2 separate regions of the Homo sapiens genome follow, and region 1 is linked to region 2. A link is an interaction called in ENCODE POLR2A ChIA-PET data of the cell type or tissue named here. Cell type or tissue: Caco-2. All regions are shown on one strand. Each heading gives the region's core, and the rest is flanking DNA. Links, peaks and the distances in the headings are about the cores only. Region 1 overlaps DRAM1 (DNA damage regulated autophagy modulator 1). Region 2 overlaps MYBPC1 (myosin binding protein C1).

What was found. ChIA-PET counts read pairs that join two places held together with the same protein. Peaks named below come from ENCODE experiments on the same cell type or tissue, not always from the same donor. Only the 100,000 strongest peaks of a DNase experiment are listed, where the experiment ranks them.
Region 1: POLR2A ChIA-PET joins it to region 2 with 10 read pairs; 2 of 35 experiments call an interaction of 5 or more read pairs at or near these places.

Annotation. Positions count from the first base shown.
Region 1 is chr12:101,902,373-101,914,521 of GRCh38, forward strand. It overlaps DRAM1 (DNA damage regulated autophagy modulator 1), which reads left to right. Exons shown (of 7, transcript NM_018370.3): 4 at 5,814-5,991; 5 at 11,802-11,860. Among named protein-coding and RNA genes, the nearest start is that of DRAM1, 31 kb to the left of the region's middle. In Caco-2, for the core only: no CTCF peak of the experiment used is centred there; DNase peaks (open chromatin) are centred at 6,279 and 7,149.
Region 2 is chr12:101,652,395-101,664,543 of GRCh38, forward strand. MYBPC1 (myosin binding protein C1) reads left to right here. Exons shown (of 32, transcript NM_002465.4): 17 at 284-390; 18 at 721-854; 19 at 7,278-7,437; 20 at 8,764-8,868; 21 at 9,964-10,152; 22 at 11,032-11,166. It overlaps LOC124902996 (a long non-coding RNA gene), which reads right to left and starts at 11,975. Exons shown (of 3, transcript XR_007063422.1): 1 at 11,892-11,975; 2 at 7,922-8,001; 3 at 7,320-7,575. In Caco-2, for the core only: no CTCF peak of the experiment used is centred there; no DNase peak of the experiment used is centred there.

The sequences.
Region 1 (12,149 bases), core at 4,886-7,385, 250 kb after region 2:
TTGAAGTCATCTTCCTAGAGCCTGTGAGAGCTATCCTCAATGCTAACATGAAGATATATCTGTGACAAAAAAACCAAGTACACGATGCATAGTTCTACCATCAGGATGCACACACACACAAAATTTAAAAAGGAAGACCTAGAGTGGTATAATTTGTCTAGTACAGTGTGGTTATGGTTTAATGGGGGCTAGTATAGATATATCACTTTATCCTCTGACTAACCACATCATGAGAGATACAGATGTCAGTTTTTAAACCATTTAAGGGCTGACTTTAAGAAGAAAACTTAGATGGTTAAATAATTTCAACTTTTGGTTCCCCTTAAGTCTTCAATGATGTGATTAAATCCACAAAAACCAGAAATAGAATCTTAACTTCCCAAGGAGCAAAGTGTTTGACTTGTCATTGTTCCGATAACTGTATCTTTACAACTTCCTTGTTTGGTATCCTGTAATTCATTTTCGTCATATCAGGAGCAAACCAACTTGAGCTAACTCAAGATGATTTTGAGATGTGTGGGCAAGAGAGAGTGTGACTGCCTCTTTTTTTTTTTTCTTTTTTTGTAGAGACAGAGTCTTGCTCTGTCGCCCAGGCTAGAGTGTAGTGGCGCGATCTCGGTTCACTGCAACCTCCGCCCCGGGTTCAAGTGATTCTCATGCCTCAGCCTCCCGAGTAGCTGGGATTACAAGCACCCACCACCATGTCCAGCTAATTTTTGTATTTTTAGTAGAGATAGGGTTTCCCCATGTTGGCCAGGCTGGTCTTGAACTCAAGTGATCTGCCTGCCTTGGCCTCCCAAAGTGCTGGGATTACAGGCATGAGCCACCGTGCCCAGCCATGGTGATTTTTCTTGAGTTGCAATAAATCACATTTTTGAGAATTTCACAGATAATCTTTTTCCCAAATGGGTGGGTGAGATGGCTACTTTTTGGTGTGTCCTCACTAACTTCTGTCAATACTTTATTTTCCCTCAGAAAGTTTTCTTTTTGAAATTCTGTCATTTGTGGCAACATGGATGAACCTGGAGGACCTTATGCTAAGTGAAATAAGCCAGTCACAGAGGGACAAATACCGAATGCTGTCACTTATATGTGGAATCTAAGAAAATCAAACTTACAGGAGAGAGTAGAATGGTGTTACAGGAGTGAAGAGGAAGATGAGGAGCGGGGAGGTATTGGTCAAAGGGTACCAAGTTTCAGTTAGACTGAATTAATAATTCTGGAGATCTATTACTGCACAGTATGGTGACTATAGTTAATAATAGTGTATTGTATATTTCAAAATTGCTAAAACAGTAGATTTTAAATGTTCTCATCACAAAAAAAATGAATAAGTATGTGAGGTGATTGATATGTTAATTACCTTGATTTAATCATTCCACAGTGTAAACATACATCAAAACATCTACAGCCAGGTGTGGTGGCTCATACCTGTAATCCCAGCACTTAGGGAAGCCAAGGCAGGAGGAATGCTTTAGCCCAGGAGTTTGAGACTAGTCTGGGCAACATAGGGCAACACAGGGAGACCGTGCCTCTGGAAACACACACACACATACACACACACACACACACACACACACACACACACACCCCTATAAGCCTCATAAATATGAACAATTATTATTATTTTTTGAGACAGAGTCTCTCTCTGTTGCCCAGGCTGCAGTGCAGTGGCGCGATCTTGGCTCACTGCAACCTCCGCCTCTCAGGTTCAAGCAATTATCCCTGCTTCAGCCTCCCGAGCAGATGGTATTACAGGCACCTGGCACCATGCCCAGCTGATTTTTGTATTTTTTTTTAGTAGAGATGGCGTTTCGCCATGTTGGCCAGGCATGTCTTGAACTCCTGACCTCAGGTGATCCTCCCACCTCGGCCTCCTGAAGTGCTGAGAGGTGTGAGCCATCGTGCCCAGCCTATAAACAATTATTATTTGTCAATTAAAAATAAAAACTTTTAAAGTTTCCTTTTTAGAAAAGAAACTTTCCAAGGTTTAACTCTGTCAGTATTCACATATTCTTTTTTTTTTTTTGAAGCTGAGTGATAGAGCTTTAGGGGTTTTTTTTTTTTTTTTTTTTTTTTTTTTTTTTGAGACAGAGTCTTGCTCTGTCACCCAGGCTGGAGTGCAGTGGCGCAATCTCGGCTCACTACAAGCTCTGCCTCCCGAGTTCACGCCATTCTCCTGCCTCAGCCTCCCAAGTAGCTGGGACTACAGGCGCCCGCCACCACGCCCGGCTAATTTTTTGTATTTTTAGTAGAGATGGGGTTTCACCACATTAGCCAGGATGGTCTTGATCTCCTGACCTCGTGATCCACCTGCCTCGGCCTCCCAAAGTGCTGGGATTACAGGCGTGAGCCACCGCGCCTGGCTGATAGAGCTTTATTAAACTATTCTCTCTCTCTCTCCCTCTCTGTTGTTATTACCTTTTAAATTACCAAGAGAGTTTCTAAAAAGCAATCCAGAAAGAGTGCCGGGTTTTAACTTTATCGAAAATTCATGTCTGATCTAAACATCATTTCCCTGCTTTTTTGATTGATTGGTTGAGAAAGGGTCTCGCTCCTTCACCTAAGCTGGAATGCAATAGCACAATCATAGCTCACTGTAACCTTGAACGCTTAGACTAAGCCTTGAACTCCTCCTGTCTCAGTCTCTTGAGTAGCTGAGACTATGGGTGCATCACCATGCCCAGCTAATTCTTATTTTCACTTTTGTAGAGATGGGGTCTTGCTATGTTTCTGAGGCTGTTCTTCAACTCCTGGCCTCATGTGATCCTCCCATCTCCACCTCCCAAAATGTTGGGATTACAAACACAAGCCACCATACCCTGTCGTATTTTATTTTTCATATATAACTTCCCTGAATCTATATGCCTATGTTAGGAATCTTATTTATTTATTTATTTGTATTTGTATTTTTACCTTTATTTTTTGAGACAGGGTCTTGATCTGTTGCTCAGGCTGGAGTGCAGTGGTGTGATCATGGCTCACTGCAATCTCTGCCTTGTGAGCTCAAGCAGTCCTCCCACCTCAGCCTCCTGAGTAGCTAAAACTACAGGTTCATGCCATCATGCCCAGCAAATTTTTGTAGTTTTTGCAGAGACAGTGTTTCACCACATTGCCCAGGTTGGTCTTGAACTCCTGAGCTCAAGTGATACACCTGCCTTGGCCTCCCAAAGTGATGAGTTTACAGACATAAGCCACTGTGCCCAGTCTTTTATTTATTTTTATTTTATTTTTTGAGACAAGGTCTCACTCTGTTGCCCAGACTAGAGTGCAGTGGTGCTATCATAGCTCACTGCAGCCTTGGTCTCCCAAGCTCAAGTGATTCTCCCACCTCAGCCTCCGAAGTAGCTGGGACTACAGGCACACACCATCATGCCCATCTGATTTTATTTATTTATTTATTTATTTATTTATGTATTTATTTATTTTTTGAGATGGAGTCTCGCTCTGTCTCCCAGACTGTATGTAGTTCAGTGGCACAATCTCGGCTTACTGCAGTCTCCACCTCCTGGGGTCCAGTAATTCTCCTGCCTCAGTCTCCCTGGTAGCTGGGATTACAGGCACGCGCCACCACGCCTGGCTAGTTTTTGTATTTTTAGTAGATACGCGGTTTCACCACGTTGGCGAGGCTGGTCTCAAAGTCCTGACCTTGTAATCCACCTGCCTCAGCCTCCCAAAGTGCTGGGATTACAGGCGTGAGCCACAGTACCTGGCCCATGCAAGGTATCTTAGGTATACAGAAACTATATGATGTATTGCAGAGTCAGTGCAGTCATATTTGAATATAACACCAATCATGTAATCAATTTCTCCCCTTATTTCTAGGTTTGATACTAGGAAATACATTTCCTTAGAAATAAGTTAAAAGGTCTTTTTTTTTTTCTGCACCTCCCTTTCTTATGTGGTGAATGAAAATTTAATATCAATTCATTTGTGCTCCAGCTTGAGGTTGAACTGTCTGGATGGCAAATATTGTGGTGCTGGGGAAGCCCAGGTCAGAGGGAAGCTGGGGGAAGAGTGTGTTCACCGTGAGCTGAGGCCAAGGGGTGGCCTGTGGCCAAAACCAGGCTCTCCTGGACAACACTTTAACTTGCCCTTTGCAAAGCTTGCATGTTCAAGCTTAAGTCAAGACCCAGTGGTTCCATCTAAATGTTCCTCGACTGGAAGGTTGTGCCCAGTGCACATTTGAAAGGAGCTGAGGCTGGGTGTGGTGGCTCATGCCTATAATCTGAGCACTTTGGAAGGCTGAGGTGGGTGGATCACCTGAGGTCATAAGTTCGAGACCAGCCTGGCCAACATGGAGAAACCCCCGTCTCTACTGAAAACAGAAAAATTAGCTCAGCGTGGTGGTGCATGCCTGTAATCCCAACTACTCGGGAGGCTGGGGCATGAGAATCGCTTGAACCCGGCAGGTGGAGGTTGCAATGAGCTGAGATCTCATCACTGCACTCCAGCCTGGGTGACAGAGCAAGACTCTGCCTCAAAAAAAAAAAAAAAAAAAGAAAAGAAAAGAAAAGAAGGGAGCCAAAGGTGAGGTGCATTTTGAGTGTGTAGTATGTACAGGGTCTGCACCAACTTTCTGCCTAGACTGGCACAGGGGCTGCCTTCTGGTTGAAATGGCTGGTTACAGGATGGCAGGGACAGGGAACTTGTTTAGAAGCTGCCTTTCAAAAAAAATTAGCCAGAACTGGGTGTGGTGGCATGTGCCTGTAGTCCCAGCTACTTGCTGGGCTGGGAGGATCTCTTGAGCCTGGGAATTCAAGGCTGCAGTGAGCTATGATCATGCCACTGCACTCCCACCTAAGCGACGGAGTGAGACCCTGTCTCAAAAAAAAAAAAAAAAAAAGAAGAAAAAAGAAGCTGCATTTGCATAACAAAAGCAGTGGTTTTACTTAGATGGTGTGTTCATTTGAGGTGCCTTGGGAGGGATGAGTAGAGATTATCAGGGAGCAGGGAGCCTAAAAACCCCAAACCACCCTTGGCACCATCATGGAACGAGTCACGTACTTTGGTTTTTTTTTTCAATCATATCATACCGAAGTTTATTGATGACATCAAACAAAAATTTCTGTAACAAAAAAGGCAGGGTTGGGTGCGGTGGCTCACGCCTGTAATCCCAGCACTTTGGGAGGCCGAGGTGGACGGATCACGAGATCAGGAGTTCGAGACCAGCCTGGCCAACATGGCGAAACCCCGTCTCTACTAAAAATACAAAAATTAGCCGGGCGTGGTGGCACGTGCCTGTAATCCCAACTACTTGGGAAGCTGAGACAGGAGAATTGCTTGAACCTGGGTGGCGGAGGTTGCAGTGAGCCGAGTTCATGTCACTGCACTCCAGCCTGGGCAGCAAGAGTGAAACTCTGTCTCAAAAACAACAACAACAAAAAAAGAAAATTGTATATGATATGTATCCTATAATCTTCACTGCAAACATGCAAGACTGAGATGATTATGCCCATTTTTAGATACAGAAATCGAGGCTTTGCAGTAAGGTCACAGAGCCTCATGGTGGAGTCAGGACTTTTAATCCAGGTGTACCAGACTCTGAAGCCCACCATACTCAACCCTCCCACCTGTAAGGCAGACCTCCTTTCCTTGTCCCATGAGCCCAGGTTCGCTGTGGAACAACCAACTTTTTGGCATTAATTTCAGCACCTGGAGGGCTTTTCTTTTGGTAGTCAAACAGCCACATTTTCCAAGAAGTGGTGCATCTGTGATGACCAATGGCTCAAAGCAGCCCAGAGTGAGAGTGCTTGCGGTTCGATGTTGACAAACCCACCCAGAGTAACACACATTTATGACTTTTTCTCCAGGAGTTAGCTGTGCCAGTGGTTCATGACGGGGGCGCTCTTTTGGCCTTTGTCTGTGGTGTCGTGTACACGCTCCTACAGTCCATCATCTCTTACAAATCATGTCCCCAGTGGAACAGTCTCTCGACATGCCACATACGGATGGTCATCTCTGCCGTTTCTTGCGCAGCTGTCATCCCCAGTATCCTTTTTCACATTTGTGCCTTGTTAAAGGAATAAAACATTCAGTGACACTTGTTAAAGAAGGGTAATGAAGACTTTATAGGGACCGCTGCAATGAGTTCTGACAGCAGGGCGGAGAGATTGGGCTCAACTCTGAATACAGCATTGGCAAGTGCGAATCTATAGCCAAGGAGTAGGATGAGGTCAGTGAATGGAAAAGTACTAAAAGGAAACCTCAAGGATGAGGGGGAATTCTGGCCAAACCAACCTAACAGGATTCTTATTGAGTACTGGCCATGTGATCAGACATCACCTGGGAAGGGTGGAGGAGGAGGAGGAACCCAATCAGATATTGAGTGTGATCAGATATGAGGGTGGGGGGTCCTTGCTAAACTGACTTAGCCAGGGTTCTTTGCTAAAACTGGATCTTACAAGGAAGTGCACAGATGGACCTAGGAGAAGTTTCAGGGGCTTGACTAAAGTTCAGCCAAGCAAAGGATCTTTGTCACCGTGTCTTAGCAAAGCTTGACACTTCCCTTCCCCACAACCAAAAAAAAAAAAAAAAAAAAAGCAAAGGATAACAACCAAGTTTCCACATTTTTTCAGAAAAACAATTCGGATAAAAGTGTAGATCAAGCTGGGCGTAGTGGCTCACGCCTGTAATCCCAGCACTTTGGGAGGCTCAGGTGGGTGGATCACCTGAGGTTGAGAGTTCAAGACCAGCCTGACCAACATGGAGAAACCCTGTCTTTACTAAAAATACAAAATTAGTCAGGCATAGTGGCACATGCCTGTAATCCCAGCTACTTGGGAGGCTGAGGCAGGAGAATCGCTTGAACCCGGGAGATGGAGGTTGCAGTGAGCCGAGATCACACCATTGCACTCCAGCCTGGGCAACAAGAGTGAAACTCCGTCTCAAAAAAAAAAGTGTAGATCATTAAGAAAATGTCTCAACATTGTCTAATTAGATCAAAAGTCTCTTTGCGGGGAAGAATGGTATGAAAGAAGGGTGGAAAATGTAGGAACACTTTAGTCTCTGTTTACTTTCCTTCTCACAGGGCCAGTTTCATGAGCCATATGAAAATATTTATTTTTCTTTGTAGTGCTTGGCTAAAGACACCAAATATTGATATTGTACTCAAAGTAATAGCCCCACGAAGTCCCTCAAGGCTAAACTCTCCCCCTCCCTGCACGTCGTAGGTGGCAAGACAGTTTGATTTACTCATTCATGTGAAGAAATTTCTAAAAAGCTCTAGATCACTTATTACTGAGTAAATTAAAATATGTTTAGCCTTTTCTTTTTATAGTCACTGATTTCATTTTCAAAATGAAATCCATTTTATTTTCTAACTCAGCAATCTGAAAGGAAATGAAAATATAAATTTAGCGTGCTTGTAGATTCTGATTTAGAGGAAACGAAAGCTTTTTCTTTCCCTTTTTCTTTTCTTTAATGAAGTATTTAACAAAGAAAAAAAGCCGTGGTCTTAAAGAGTTGCAGAGTTCCCCATCTTTCAAAATACCATCTGTAGTCATATCAGAGAAAGCTTCAGGGTCATTAAACATTGATGACTAATGTCAGATTGTAGGAAAATCGGAACTATGTTATCGGCGGCAATTTTGTTAGTCTGGGTTGAGTTACGGTATAAAGTGGGCAAGATGGAGTGAAAACACATCACTTGCTTCTAAATATTAAGCTTTGTGTTTCTTTTCTAAAATAGAAACTACAAAATGTGAAGTCTAAGTATGATTTTGGGTTTTCTTCCATCTTGGGGAAGGACATTTTTAATTACAAAATTTCCAGGCACAGAGTAGCCAAATCCTAGTACCGAGAAATTTACCAACAAAATATATACCCTTGTTCCTAAGATAGTTGCTTCTCAAATCCCTTGTCTTACTTATAGGTTAAAGGAACACTTTCTCTTTGAATATATCTCCTTCAACATTTTATCTTGTGTTAGTTGTAAAATTCATAATAGTGGTTGTAGTGTTACAAGCAAAGTTTCTTGATGCAGGAAACCTTCCCTTGCTTCCAACTTCGGAAACAGATCCCTAGATATCAAAGTCAGAGAGTTTTCACAAAATAAGCATTTCAGGCCTCAGAGTTTCACTTACTAATAATTCTCATTTCTAGAAAGTTTTTTTTTTTTTTTTGAGACAGAGTCTCACTCTGTCACCCAGGCTGGAGTGCAATGGTGCGATCTCCGCTCACTGCAACCTCCGCCTCCCGGGTTCAAGCAATTCTCCTGCCTCAGCCTCCCTAGTAGCTGGTATTACAGGTGCCCACCACCACGCCCGGCTACTTTTCATATTTTTAGTAGAGACGGGGGTTTCACCATGTTGGCCAGGCTGGTGTCAAACTCCTGAACTCAGGTGATCCACCCGCCTCAGCCTCCCAAAGTGCTGGGATTACAGGTGTGAGCCACTGTGCCTGGCCTCTAGGAAGTTCTTATTATAAGTCATGCCAACAGGAAGCAGCCCCATACAGAAAGGGGTTATAACCCTATGTCAGATTAACTTGAATGAATTCATCCACACGAAAAGATCTTCTGTCTTAAACATTAGTGTGGTATTTATATTTCCTTACAAAGAATTGACAGCATCTTTAAATAGGCTAGGTGCGGTGACTCACACCTGTAATCCCAGCACGTTGGGAGGCCGAGGCAGGTGGATCACTTGAGGTCAGGAGTTCGGGACCAACCTGGCCAACATGGTGAAATCTCATCTCTACTAAAGTTACAAAAATTAGCCAAGCGTGGTGGCGTATGCCTTTAGTCCCAGCTACTTGGGAGGCTGAAGGAGGAGAATCGCTTGAACCAGGAGTGGGAGGTTACAGTGAGCCAAGATTGTGCCACTGCACTCCAGCCCAGATGACAGAGTGAGACTCCGTCTCAAAAAAAAGAGTTGAAAGCATCTTTAAAATGCCCTGGTTTCTTCTTACTGCAGTATTTCTGTATAATAGCCTCATTTGACTACCGAAGAAACCGAGGCACCTAGTGAGGCAGACGTTAGAATCCTGCTTCTAAACCTTTCCTGATGAATTATCTGTCTTGCACCGGGCTTCTAAAGCTTCTGAAAGCCTTCGCAGAACTCACCAACAGCATAAAGTCCAGGTTCCTCTGCATCAGACCCATGATCTGAGACCTCCTAGTTCTTCATCCTTGTTTTTAGGGCTTCTCCCTCAGGCTTGGTTGTTTGTTGTCCTCTGTTTTTAACTGATCTCTACTTGGCTGGATTATCCTCCTCCACTTTGTCTTGCTAGAGCTGTTGGTTCAACATGGTACCCACATGTGGCTTTTGCATACTTGAAATGTGGCTAGTCCAGATTGAGATGTGTCCTAAATGTAAAACATATACCTGATTTCAAGGATTTGATAAGAAACAGAAGTAAAATATCTCAATAATTTTTTATATTATTACACATTGAAATGATATCATCAGCAATATTATTTGATATATTGAGTTAAATAAGATGTATGTTGTTTATCAATACATAAGATATGTTTTGCATATTATGTATATCTTATATTGACAATATTTTTATGTGTTGGGTTAGATAAGATATATTATTAAAATTAAGTTAGGGGTCAGGCACGCCTGTAATCCCAGCATTTTGGGAGGCCGAGGTGGGCAGATCATTTGAGGTCAGGAGTTCGAGACCAGCCTGGCTAACGTGGTGAAACCCCATCTCTACTAAAAATAGAAAAACTAGCCAGGTGTGGTGGTGGGCACCTGTAATCCCAGCTGCTGAGGAGGCTGAGGCAGGAGAATCGCTTGAACCCAGGAGGTGGAGGTTGCAGGTGAGCTGAGATCACACCACTGCACTCCAGCCTGAGTGAAAGAGCGAGACTCCATCTCAAATACATAAATAAATAAATAAATTTGGATATTAGAAAATTAAAAATTACACATATTTCTGTGGGATGGTGCTGCTCTAGAGAGCTCCTTAAACTTCACAACTTACATTAAGTTTCACTGAATGAAGCTTTCTCCCATTCCATTCTGAATTAATAATTTTCCCTTACAGTCATTGCTGTACCCAGTTCTTTTCTGTCTACTATGGTACATTCTCTGGGTCTGGTCCAACAAAGTTGTGATATTTCTGAGAGCTGAGACCAAGTTTTCCCTTCTCCCACCCCCAGACCAGAATGGTACCTGGTGCACTGAAGATGGAGCTAAGAATAAATAAACGAAATAATTAAGAGGCTTTTAAACTATTAGAAACAGATGTGAGGTGATGAAATGATCAGAGAATCTTCTGTGCTCTCTACTTCTTTTATTTTGAGAATCAGAAGCATTAAACTCTGCACAATTTGCGGGGGGTTGGAGTTAAGAGAGATGACGCTGACTCTGAATTCAGAGGAGGCTCTAAACTTTCCTTGGCTCAACATTTTTTTTTTTTTTTTTTTTGAGACAGAGTCTCACCCTGTTGCCCAGGTTGGAGTGCAGTGGTGCAAATTCAGCTCACTGCCACCTCCCAGGTTCAAGCGATTCTCCTGCTTCAGCCTCCCAGGTAGCTGGGATTACAGGTGCACGCCACCATGCCCAGCTAATTTTTGTGTTTTTAGTAGAGACTGGGTTTCACCATGTTGGTCAGACTAGTCTCGAACTCCTGACCTCAGGTGATTCGCCTGCCTCAGCCTCCCAAAGTGCTGGGATTACAGGTGTGAGCCACTGCGCCCGGCCTAACATTTTGAATTTCTAATATTTTGCAGACTTTTTAGAGCATCCCATTTCTCTCTAGCTTTCTTTTTTGCATTCTAAGTTCAATCAAAATGGTTATCACTGCCTTCATGCAGAAAGTATTGCTGGTGGAAGATAGGAGCCTCAGCCCCTGGCATTATTAGGCTGGACTGTAGGCATGTGTCAGTCATCCCTGAAGTCTGATATGGGGCGAATCTCTTTGATTTGCCAGATCTTTGGTCCAGGAAGGAAGGGCTCACCTTATACCCAATTACCCAACAGAAGTCTGTTTTTTAAAGATAATAGTTTGAGTTTCTGTAGCTTGTTTTTGTATATGAGCCTTGGCACTTTGGAATTTAAAATTTTCCTTAAAGCTGTTACCTTGGAAATAGTATTTTAGGCCGGGCACGGTGGCTCATGCCTGTAATCCCAGCACTTTGGGAGGCCGAGGTGGGCAGATCACCTGAGGTCAGGAGTTCAAGACCAGCCTGACCAACATGGAGAAACACCGTCTCTACTAAAAATACAAAAAATTAGCCAGGCATGGTGGTGGGTGCTTGTAATCCCAACTATTCAGGAGGCTGAGGCAGGAGAATGCTTGAACCCAGGAGGTGGAGGTTGCAGTGAGCTGAGATCGCGCCATTGCACTCCAGCCTGGGTGACAGAGCGAGAGTACGTCTCAAAAAAAAAAAAAAAAAAAAAAAGGAAAGGAAAATAGTATTTTAGGGAAAAAGTATTTTTATTCAGTGGGAAGTATTCAAAAAGAACCATCCTGGACTGCTGCGTCAGTCATTTTGACCGAATTTAAACAGCTAGTTTAAATGGGAAGATCCAGAAACATGTAGGGTTGTGCAAAATGTAGTGACAAGTTTTAATAAATTTTACTATACACACTGGAAAACTATTGCGAAGGTATTTCCGTGTTGTGATTTAACTCTCATCATTGAATTTGAAGTTTGAGTTTATAAGAAGCTAATATAACTGGTTTGATTGTAGAAATGTTGGTATTAACATTTTAATTGATGATAGAAATGTTGGTATTAACATTTTAACACCTTATAATGATTATGTTATTAGGAGAATAATGTAGTCTTAACATTAAAGGAACTGTTGTGTGCTGTAGTTTCCTTAACTGTTTACTTCTTTCAGTGATTGTCTGTGCTTCACTAATTTCCATAACCAAGCTGGAGTGGAATCCAAGAGAAAAGGTAACATTTAAGTTGTTGTGAATGTGGTTGTCGGACGTGGTTATGTGAGCTTGTGGCCAGGCTAGGCATAGGGAAGATCACTGCCGTTCCTTAGAACAAGTTGCAAAATGTCAAATAAACATGGCATGTAATCAATTTACTGTCCAATCATTTGGCAGTATGTAGTAATTAGCTATCAGGGTAATTCCAAATGCTTCCTGGAAGTATTTTCAAAATTTTGAGTTCCTAATTTCTTTCTTTCTTCTTCTTCTTCTTTTTTTTTTTTTTTGAGACAGAGTCTTGCTGTGTT
Region 2 (12,149 bases), core at 3,398-5,897:
ATGAGATGAAAAAAAAGAATAATAGACTCTGCATATACAATAAGCAGATTCTATTTGTGGAGATAATTCCATATAGTCCAAAATAAAGATTTAATTTGAATCAATAAGTAGGATAATTAAGGCTTCTCATCCTCTCTCTCTCTCTCTCTCTTTCTCTCTCTCTCTCCCTCTCTTTCCTGCACTAAAGAAGTTAATCAGATAAAGGTCAAGTGTCTTTTCAGCTTGGGTCATATATAAACTAGATCTTTGGAGTCTTAGAAATACATTTTCCTTGTTTCCTTAGGATCCACAAGTTAGTGATAGCCAATGCCCTCACTGAAGATGAAGGTGATTATGTATTTGCACCTGATGCCTACAATGTTACTCTGCCTGCCAAAGTTCATGTTATTGGTGAGTAGATAAAATAATTCATTGCATAGTTGTGTTCTTTTTTGTTTGCTTTTGCTTACCATGGAATTATAATATATTCAAAACTAAGTGACATTTAAGGAAAAATACATCAATTGGTATTAATCACCAATCAGAAAGATTGGTGACTTATACCAACACCTTACAATAAAATGGTTTTGCAAGGTGCCAGGCACCAACTATCTTGACTCCTCTTATATTCTTTTTGATTAGATAAAATATTGGTTACTACCATCATACTAGCCAAACATTAGTGCAGATATTTACACAGAAATGACTGTCTGATAACAAAGACTATGCTTAATATTCTAGATCCTCCTAAGATCATCCTGGATGGTCTTGATGCTGACAACACAGTGACAGTGATTGCAGGAAACAAGCTTCGTCTTGAGATCCCCATCAGCGGAGAACCACCTCCTAAAGCCATGTGGAGCCGGGGAGATAAGGTTTGTTTTATGCTTGCACACACTCACATGCACACACACATATGCAGACACACTGCCTACCCCACCCCTTGCCCTCCATTATTCAGATGAAGGTAGAAAACAAATAAATGTACAGCAGTACAGTAAAGATGTAATTCCTTTGAAAAAGAAAGATGACTGATTTTCAGGCAAATCTGATCATCATTAATTTACTTCTCATATTTCTGACTATTATGTAGCAAAGCATGTTTTGATGCACAGTGAAAAAGCCTCATTTTTATTCTAATGAAATTGGGGGGATGAAAAAGAAAATGAATTATTAAATAAATAAATGAACAAAGTCACTTTGGATAGTAATAAGTACAAGAAGATAATAAAAGAGAATGATACAATAGCAAGTAACTGCATAGTCAATGGCAGCCTCTGTGAAGAACAAGGAACCCATTATGTGAAGATCAAACGGAAGACATTTCCATACGGAGGCAATTACAAGTGCAAAGGCCAAGGGGAGAGAATAAGCCTGATGTGTTGGAGGAACAGAAGGAAAGCCAGCATGGCTGGGGCAAAGTGAATGATTGGGAGAAATGCAAGTGAGGGTGAAATGGTAGAGTAGTGCCAGCTCAAGTGTGACTCCGTGGCTTTCTACAAAAATAAAAGCAAAAAAAGAAAAATTACATTTAAAAAGAAGACATGAGGCTGGGCATGGTGGCTCATGCCTGTAATCCCAGCACTTTGGGAGCTGGGGCAGGCAGAACACCTGAAGCCAGGAGTTCCAGACCAGCCTGAGCCTGCATGGAGAAACCCCATCTCTACTAAAAATACAAAAAAATTAGCCAAATATGGTGGCAGCATGCCTCTAATTCCAGCTACTCAGGAGGCTGAGGCACAAGAATTGCTGGAACCCGGGAGGCAGAGGTTGCAGTGAGCCGAGATCACGCCACTGCACTCCAGCTGGGTGACAGAGTGAGACTCTATCTCAAAACAAATTTTTTTAATGTTAAAAATAAAATTAAATAATAAAAAGCAGAATGAGACTTCTACTTTCAACCAGAATTGAATAACAGGAACCAGATTTACCTACTCACTTGAAATAACCCCCAAAATAGACAAAATATGTGAACAATGGGTTTCAAGACATTGGACATCAGATCGTGAAAGACAATGACTATGAAATATGATAAACAAATGAAATAAGCCCTATAATTGCCTCAAGCTTATTGCCATAAAAGAGTATCCAGGCAGTGGCACAAGGAAGAAAAACCTGGACAGAACCCAGTGGACTCCCTAAGTTTAGGACTCCCATTGTACAAGGAGACCAAGGCAGCTAGAGTTCATAGGATACATACTATACATACTGGAGGAGAGAGCTGCACAGAGAGTCCCCCTGGAGCTCTGCAGAGGAACACGCTCAAGTATTCAGCAAAGATCAGTGCACATTTATGAGGAAACTACCCAAGATTCAAGAAAGGAACATATGAAAGGATTAAAGAGAAGTGGACTGGCACTCACACAAGGCCAATAGTAGTGCCTGTTCCCCCTAGCTAGACATGAAAACCTCATCATTCACAGTGCATTGAGTAGAGTACTCAGGAAAGCCTTGCCTTGGTTGCAGGAATAATTAACCCTAGACTGAGCACTGTCATGGACCCACCTAATAAGTCATAAAAACAAGTCTAAAAGATTCAATCAATTTCCAAATAATTTAATTGCATTTCAAAACAAAGCTCAAGATTTATATAGGAATACAAAAATATCAAGCACCCAACATGACAAAATTAGCAATATCCTGCCATCCAGTCAAACATTATGGTAGAGAAATAAGCAGGAAAACACAGCTCAAAATGAGGAGAAAAGTCAGTTACAGCCAATTCAGATCTCACATGTAAATTAGAATAGCAGTCGAGCATATGAAAATAGTTATTTTAAGTGTATTCCATATGTTCAAAAAGTTAGGTGGAGAAATGTTAAGCTCTCCATTTAAATTAAATTTAAGAGAAATTTAATAAAATAAAATAAAAATTAAGAGAAAGTTAAGTGAAAAAAGTGAACTGAAATGGAAAATATAAAAAGATCCAAATCTAATCACCTACAGATGAAAGCAATAAAATGTCTCAGATAAAAAATATGTAGATGGAATTAATAGCTAATTAGACATTGAAGGCAAATTTGAAGACATAGCAATAGAAATGATCCAAAATGAAACACAAGAGAAAAAGTCCAAAAAAATTTAAAGAATCAGTTAGACTTCAAATTTTCATTCGGGCATGTAATCAGCTTAGAAGTTGCCACTCTATCCTAACAAGTAAAAAGCTGGACAAACGGAAAAACTAGCAACTCCTCTTACATATGTCAGAGAAGTGAGGATACAGGGCAAACTGCCAAAATGTGAGAGTGGAGTGACACATTGAAAGTGTTCAGGGTGAAAACCCACCAACCTAGAATTCTGTACCCTCTGAAATTATCTTTCAAAAGTGAAGGAGAAATAAAGACTTTCTCAGACAAACAAAACTTTAGGGAATTTGTTGCCAATGGATCTGTCTTGCAAAAAAATATTAAAAGTTGTTCTTCAGAAAAAGGAAAATAATATAGGTCAGAAACTCAGATCTACATAAAGAAAGAAAGAGTATAAAATAAAGAATAAGTGAAGGTAAAATAAACTTTTTCATTTTTTCCTATTCTCAGTTGATCTAACAAATAATACTTTGTTCAAAATGATAAAAGCAACAATGTATTCAATTAGGTATGCTTATATAGTTATATTTATGTATTTTATATATAAGTGAAATGAATGACAGCAATAATACAAAAAATGGGAGAAAGGAATTAGGGACATTTCATTATTTTAAAGTACATGCACTACTTGTGAACCACTGTAGTGTTGTTTGAAAGTGGAGTTGGGTTAATTGTAAATATATATTGTAAACTAGGGAAACCACTTTAAAAAGTTTAAAAAAGAGGAAGTAAAATTAATATGCTAATAAAGGAGAGAAAATGAAATCACATAGAATGCTTAATTAAAACCACAAAAGGCAGAAAAAAATGTAGAAGACAATAATAGGAACAAAGAAGAAGGGCAACCAATAGAAAATAATAACAAATATGACAGATATTGATCGAGCTATACCAATATTTACTTTAAATGTCAATGGTCCAAATATACAAATTAGAAGCCCAAAATTGTCAGAGTAGAGCAAAAACATGACCCAAAGATATGTTGACTATAAGAAACCCAGTTTAAATATAAAGTTGCATCCATTAAAGTATAGGGAGAGAGAGAGACATGCTGTGCTAAGACTAAACAAAAGAAAGTATGAGTAACCATATTAGCTTCAGACAATGCAGACTACAAAGCGAAGAAATTTATCTGGAATAGAAATGAGCGTTACATAATGATGAATGGGTCAATACTCCAAGAAAGCCTAATAATCCTTAACATGTATACACCTAACAACAGAGCCTCAAAATATATGAGACAAAAACTGATAGAACGGCAATGAAAAATAGATGCATTCACTATTATAGTTGGAGATTTTGACATCCCTCTATCAGAAATGGGCAGATTCAGCAGACAGAAAATCAGTAAGGACACAGCTGAACTCAACAGCACTATCAATCAATTGTATATAAATAACATCTATAGATTACTTCATCCAATAGCAGCAGATTACACATTCTTTTCAAGCACACATAGCATATTCACCAAAATAGAACACATTCTAGGCCATAAAAACACCTTAACAAATTTTTAAAAATAGAAGTCATATAATATCTGCTCTCAGGGACAATGGAATTAAACTAAAAATAAATAAATTACAGAAGTGAAACTAAAAATCAATACATAACAGAAAAATAGCTGAAAATCCCTCAAATTCCTGAAGATTAAACAACACACTTCAAAGATGAAATCTTAAAAGAAAATTTAAAATATATTGAATTAAATGAAAATACAACATATCAAAATGTTTAAGTTGCAGCAAAAGCAGTGCTTAAAGGGAAATTAATGGCAATGATTGCATATATTTAAAAATAAGAAAGACCTAAAACCAGTAATCAAAGTTTACGTGTTAGAAAACAAGAGAAAGAAGAGTAAATTAAATTCAAAGTAAGCAGATAAAAGACATGATACAAATTAGTGCAGAAATAAATGAAATTGAAAACTGGAAATTAATAGAGAAATTAACAAAAGCTGGTTCTTTGTAAATATCAATAAAACGTATAACCCTCTAGCCGGGCTAAGTAGGATAAGAAGAGTCAAGGCTAATTAACAGAAATGAAAGAGGGACATTACTACAAATCCCATGGACATTAAAAGGATAGTTAAGGAATATTATGAACAACTCTATGCCCATAAATTTCACAACCTAGTTGAAATGGACCAACTCCTTGAAAGATACAATCTTCTAAAACTCACACAAGAAGAAATAGGCAATCAGAAAAGGATTATCTCTATTAAACAAATTGAATCAATAATTAATAACCTTACAAAACAGAAAGCAACAGGCCCCAATGGGTTTGTTGGTAAATTCTACCAAACATTTAAGAAAGAAATTGTGCCTTAATCTCTTTCAGAATGCTTCCTAATTCAATCTATGAGGTCAGTTTTATCCTAATATCAAAACCAGAAAATTTCAGACCAATATCTCTCATAAATGTAGATGCAAAAATTCTAATGAAACATTAGCCACGAGGTCAGGAGATCGAGACCATCCTGGCTAATACGGTGAAACCCCGTCTCTACTAAAAATACAAAAAAAATTAGCCGGGCGTGGTGGCTGCGCCTGTAGTCCCAGCTAGTCGGGAGGCTGAGGCAGGAGAATGGCGTGAACCCGGGAGGCGGAGCTTGCAGTGAGCCGAGATCGCGCCAACACACTCCAGCCTGGGCGACAGAGCGAGACTCCGTCTCAAAAAAAAAAAAAAAAAAAGAGCAAATCAAACCCAACAATGTATGAAAAGAATTATACACCAAGACCAAGTGAAACTCACTCTAGGTATGCAATGCTGGCTCAAAATTTGAAAATCAATTAATGTAATCCACTACATCAACAGGCTAAAGGAGAAAAGTAACATGATTATATCAACCGATGCAGAAAGAATCTTTGACAAAATGCATGAAGAAAACTCTCAGCAAAATAGAAATAGAGGGAAATGTATTCAATCTGATAAAAAAAAAAAAATCTACCGTAAAAAGAAAAACCCAACAGCTAAAGTTATACTTAACAGTGAGAAACTTGACGCTTTCCTACCAAGATCAGAAATAATGCAAGAGTATCCTCCTGTCACCACTGCTTTTTAACATTTTACTGGAAGGCTTAGCTAATGCAATAAAAGAAAAAAAGGGTATACAAATTGGGAAAGAAGAAATAAAATGGTCTTTGTTCACAGATGACATGGTTGTGTAGAAAATCTAAAAGAATTGATACAAAGGAGATGGATTAGCTTTGGGAGGGAGAAAAATAAAAAATAAATAAAAACAAAAGAGAACATCTATTAAAATCTTACATTAGAATTTGGCTGATATGAGGAAATTTTGTTCTATTACAAAATGGAAGAATTAGAGAATTATTTCAGGTATTCTTACTGTGATCACAATCTCAGGTTATTGAAGACTTATGAGTCCTGATACAGACACAAAAGAGTAGAGAGTTTACCTAGTATTTAGTGGCAAATAACCAGTTTCTAAATTACTTTGACCTTCTCTGTTTTTCCTCTTTGTATATTGGCTATTGATTGTCTTATAGAAGATACAACCTGGGAATCAGAAAAATGTAATCCTGCTTTAAATTTCAGGTTTAAGAAAGAAGAAAAAAAGTGAAAAAAAAGAAGAAGAAAATAAAAGAAAGAAAATATAATAGGAGGCTCAACCTCGCTCTGTCTTTACTTTGGGAATTAGATGTGCATTCTTTTATGTTTTTACTAGAAAAAGAAAATGGAAAATTGGCCTTGCAGCCTTCTTCAATCCTTTTCGGTATTTTAAAATTTTCCAAACATCTAAGAAAATGAACAAATCATTATTTAGTTTCTGATAGGAGTTTGAGGGTTTCTAATTTCATACACAGGGATTCCTCTCCTAGAATGACATGTCTGCACTTGTATTTTTAGTCCTCCAATTTTCTCTTGGGAAAGTTGGTGGCTAGTGGGCTTTGGGATCAAATCCCATTTCTGCTACTTCCTACCTGTGTGACCTTGAGCAAGATGAGTCTCAGTTTCTTTATGTGTAAGATGGTATAATAATACCTTGTCATTAGAGTTGGGGGAGAATTAAACTGAGAAAACATATAATAGGCATGAACACTATATAGTTACACTATATAGTCCACCAAATACACTATATAATCTATACACTATACACTCTATAGTCTGCTGAATTGCTCAATTTATAGGAGACTCTGAAGTAGCCCTGTTTATTGTGTAAATCATGCCACATTTTGTTTCTCCACTTCTTAGGCTATTATGGAAGGCAGTGGCCGGATAAGAACAGAATCTTACCCTGATAGCAGCACTCTGGTCATTGATATAGCTGAAAGAGATGACTCTGGTGTTTACCACATCAATCTGAAAAACGAAGCTGGAGAGGCACATGCAAGCATCAAGGTTAAAGTTGTGGGTAAGTCCTCCAGGTAAACGCACTTCTAGAATCAAGCTGACATGTCAAGATTCAGAGTAGACTTTCCTTCTTTGTCCTTTCCTTCCATTTCCTTCCTTTGTCTTTCCCTTATCTTCTTTTTTTTTCTTGCCTAGAGGACTTATCATTGGAGAAAGAAGAGCTAAGGTCAGCCATTTGGGGTTGCTGGTCATTAGCTCTCCAAAGTCATATTCCCTTTTGGTGCCCTTTAAACATCACTGAAACACAATTGCTAAATAACTTCCCACATCACAATCATTACAGAGGGATTAGATCTGCCTTGTCCTTAGACAACTATCGAAGTGCATTTTTCCTAAGCCCAAAGCTGAATAAAATGAGTCTAGCAGATTACTACTGTTCCAAGGTCTGATGCTCTCCTCTTCTTACTTTAGTTTCTCCTTAAATGACATATTTCAAATTGACCAAAAACTGAGGTCATTTTTATCAGACACTGAACTATACTTACAAGATATTGTGACTCGCCATTTTTGACTTGGATTTCTACCAGCCAACATCTTGAGTCTTGTAAAACTCTTTGATTCAGTTCTGCGGAAGTTCACTTTGTAGTTAAAAACAACAACCACAACAACCATATTCAACATTTAGACAATAATTTCTTGGTTAACATTTTCAAGGTAAGGAATGAGAGTCTTGGGTTTCATATGGGGCTTATTCTGTAATGTTGGGACACGGGTTTAAGGGATTTGGAGACATCATTATTTTTATTTCGGGCAAGGGGTGGGCTCATCTTCCCTTATCCCATATTGAGCACAAATTTTTGCCCAAATTAATTACTAACTTGTATGAGTCTGTTTTCACGTTGCTGATAAAGGCCTACTAGAGACTGGGTAATTTATAAAGAAAAAGAGGTTTAATGGACTCACAGTTCCTTGTAGCTGGGGAGGCCTCACAATCATGGTGGAAGGTGAAAGCCATGTCTTCCATGGCAGCAGACAAGAGAGAGAGAATGAGAACCAAGCCAGAGGGGTTTCCCCTTACAAAACCATCAGATCCCTTGAGACTTACTCACTACCACGAGAACAGTATGTGGGAAACTGCCCCTGTGATTCAATTCTCTCCCACCAGGTCCCTCCCACAACATGTGGGAATTATGGGAGCTACAGTTCAAGATGAGATTTGGATGGGGACACAGCCAAACCATATCATAAGCATAATTCAGTAAACATGGGAAAGTACTCAGAAATAACAGTTTCAATGATTATCACCAAGAAACATATTTTCCTATTAACTTTTTTTTTCTACTCCCTCTTCCTTATTTTACTTTATCCTATTTTTTGTCTGCCACAGACTTCCCTGATCCTCCAGTGGCACCGACTGTGACAGAGGTGGGAGATGACTGGTGTATCATGAACTGGGAGCCTCCTGCCTACGACGGAGGCTCTCCAATCCTAGGTAACTGCATGTTGGTTAGTCTGTGTAACTGCCAGTACAGTTGTGTCCTCTTTACGCATCTTAGTACAGAGCACATTTTAAAGTATTGCATTTAGAAGAAAACCTATTTTACTGTGACTTTATGCATTCAAAATGAAATATATATGTTGAGATGCTCTGTAATTACTCGAGATTTAAATAGCTCTGATGAATATCATCTGATTGCTGGTTTCTTTTTTTGTTTGACATTTATACACACTAATTTTGAAGCAACTATAAGCCCAACTTCCACCATCCTAGCCAGTGAACGTCTGATTCTACATGATTTTGTCTATGAAGAAATTTATTTTAGAATTAAATAATTAGGCTGAGCATTGTGGCTCATACCTGTAATCCCAGCACTTTGGGAGGCCTAGGTGGGTGGATCACTTGAAGCTAGGAATTCGAGACCAGTCTGGCCAACATGGTAAAACCCCACCTCTATTAAAAATACAAAAATTAGCCGGGCATGGTGGTGCGCACCTGTGGTCCCAGCTACTCGCTACTCAGGAGGCTGAGGTGGGAGGATCACTTGGGCCCTGGGGCGTGGAGGTTGCAGTGAGCCAAGATCACACCACTGCACTCCAGCCTGGGCAACAGAGTGAGACTCTGTCTCAAAAAAAAAAAAAAAAAAAGAAAGAAAAAATATTTAAATGCTTAGAAGCATTTGCTTCCCCTATGCCATGAGAATTTTTTCTCTTTGCTAATAATGAGACTCACAAAACTGGTCATTTCCCTCTTCTTATCTTCCTTGCTGGGACTCAGAGTCAACTACATTGCCTCTGATTATATTGTTCACCTACAGTGACTAAGTTGCTATGGCTGACTTAACTGTGATCCATTTTTCTTCTCTTTGTAGTATAATTTTAATTTCTTAGTCCCATTATTTTCATCTATATTTTATATTAATATTTCTATTCTCTTGGAATAAGATAGGTTAAAAATATTTACATACATATATGACTATTTCACATAGATTGATGACAAAATGCAAAATTTTAAGGACTTCTATTATCTGACAATGTTTAATTTCAGAGACCAAGGAAAAACCTTAGTTTTCATTTTGCATACCTGCAGGATATTTTATTGAGAGGAAGAAGAAACAAAGCTCCAGGTGGATGAGGCTGAATTTTGATCTCTGCAAAGAAACAACTTTTGAGCCCAAGAAGATGATTGAAGGTGTGGCCTATGAGGTCCGCATCTTTGCAGTCAATGCCATTGGCATCTCCAAGCCCAGTATGCCCTCCAGGCCTTTTGTTCCTTTGGGTAAGTCAAGAGAGATGAGTCTTTGTCATCAGAATCATTGCCCCAGAGTATGACTGCTTTCTCTCTGATCCCTAACTGGAACAGGCCTGGACACTTCTTAGAGTTGTAGGTGGGCAGGAGCTTGAAACAGTTAGGTACAATTTTATGTCTAAGAAATTAAAAAGTAGGTTTGGTCAAGTTGAATAACTTCATAACATAGGCCCTGGAATTCGTTACCATAATTCCAGTGCCAACTGTGGGTGGCTCTGATTGCCATTCCCCACTGAAAACATATTGCTGAGTCCATGGACATGTGAGTACTTTCCATTTGCCCTTCTGAAGGTATTAACCTGTTAATATAACCCAGCTTAGTGTAAACAACTATCACTGAAACAAATTGAGATCGGTTCAACAGGCTACACTTGGAAACTGGTTTCTTTGCTTTATGGTCACACCTTAAATGTTATCTATTAAATCAAAAAAGTTAGTTCAGTGAAGGCAAAAAAAAAAGATATCTCCATTATTTTATGGCAATGAGGTATTTTTTTCAATGGAAAAAAATGTAATACAAGTTTGCACTTGGAAATTAGAGAGCAATGGGAAAATTACTCTAGATCATTAGATCCCAAACCTTGCCTTCTTCAACTTCTTTGGGCCTCCCAGCTTCCCACACCGGCTTCTCAATTTGGAAAAAAATCCATGACAGCATTTCCAAAATTCTCACATTGATCAGCTCTTTGCCTTACACACATCCATGCTCAAGGTGTCTTAACTGAATTTCATTAAGATGTAGGGCTTTTGTGTCTATTTTTATTTGTATCCCCATTGGTTTTATCACAGTTCCTGCACTATAGCTGTGTAGTAAATAGTTTATTCTTTTCTGTCTCTTTTATCTTTAAGCTGTAACAAGCCCTCCTACTCTTCTGACTGTGGACTCTGTCACTGACACGACTGTCACGATGAGGTGGCGCCCCCCAGACCACATTGGTGCAGCAGGTTTAGATGGCTATGTGCTAGAGTATTGCTTTGAAGGAAGTAAGTACAACCAGTAGATAAAATGAATACTGTCATCAATAGGTGAGATATGTCCCTCCCCTTTCTTTTGTCTCTCTTTCTTGAGAACGCATCACCTTCCTACGAAAATAAGATCAAGCCAAACGTCATCCTTCTGAGATGTATATAAACTAAGCCCTTTTTTAGTACTTGGTGCTTATAAATTGATATCTCAAAAGTATCTTGGCTAGGCTGCCAGATTGGACACTATAATTGAACTAAGAGATGGGAGGAAGAGATTGTAACAAAACTTTGGGGACTTCCACTTCTTAAACTGGTGGAATTGAATTGCACCACAGCAATATAAAAGTCTAGTTATGATGAAGCCAGTTGGAAATTCTAAAACCTATAATGAGCTGAAGTTAACTATCAAAAGAGTGACCTATTTTGGGTAATAAAGGGAGACTACATATTTGGCTAGTAATCATCACCTGCCTTCATCTAAAAATAAGATGAATTAAGAACTGCTCTTAGTTTTAAAGGAAGCAGCATTAAATCCTCGAGTGTATAAGAAATAAGTTCAATATGTAGCAGTAACTTATCTCAGGAGTTGGGGATATAAAACTGTAATCAGTTTAATTTAGGAGGGGAAGAGAAACAAGGCCATAAATTTTTAAAATCACTGATAGAAATAATAGAAAAAGAAAAAATGACAGAAGAAAATATGGGCCAGAATTACCTGAAAACCAAAAGAATGTGAAACTTACCAAAATCCTGTTGTGTTTCTTGGTTTCTTATTTGCCATAACTAGAAAGGGATGACATTTGAAAATGGCTCTGGACTTGGGTTCCATTCTAGATGCTGGTAGGTAAACAATCTCCCAGGAAACTTGTTCAAATTCCACAAACAGTGGCCCAAGACTTCACCTCCAGGAAAACTCTTTGGACACCAAACTTTAACACAGATCCTCGAAGTGAAGGAAGGAGGTTACGAAGCACATTTGGGAAATCAGGAATGTGAACGCA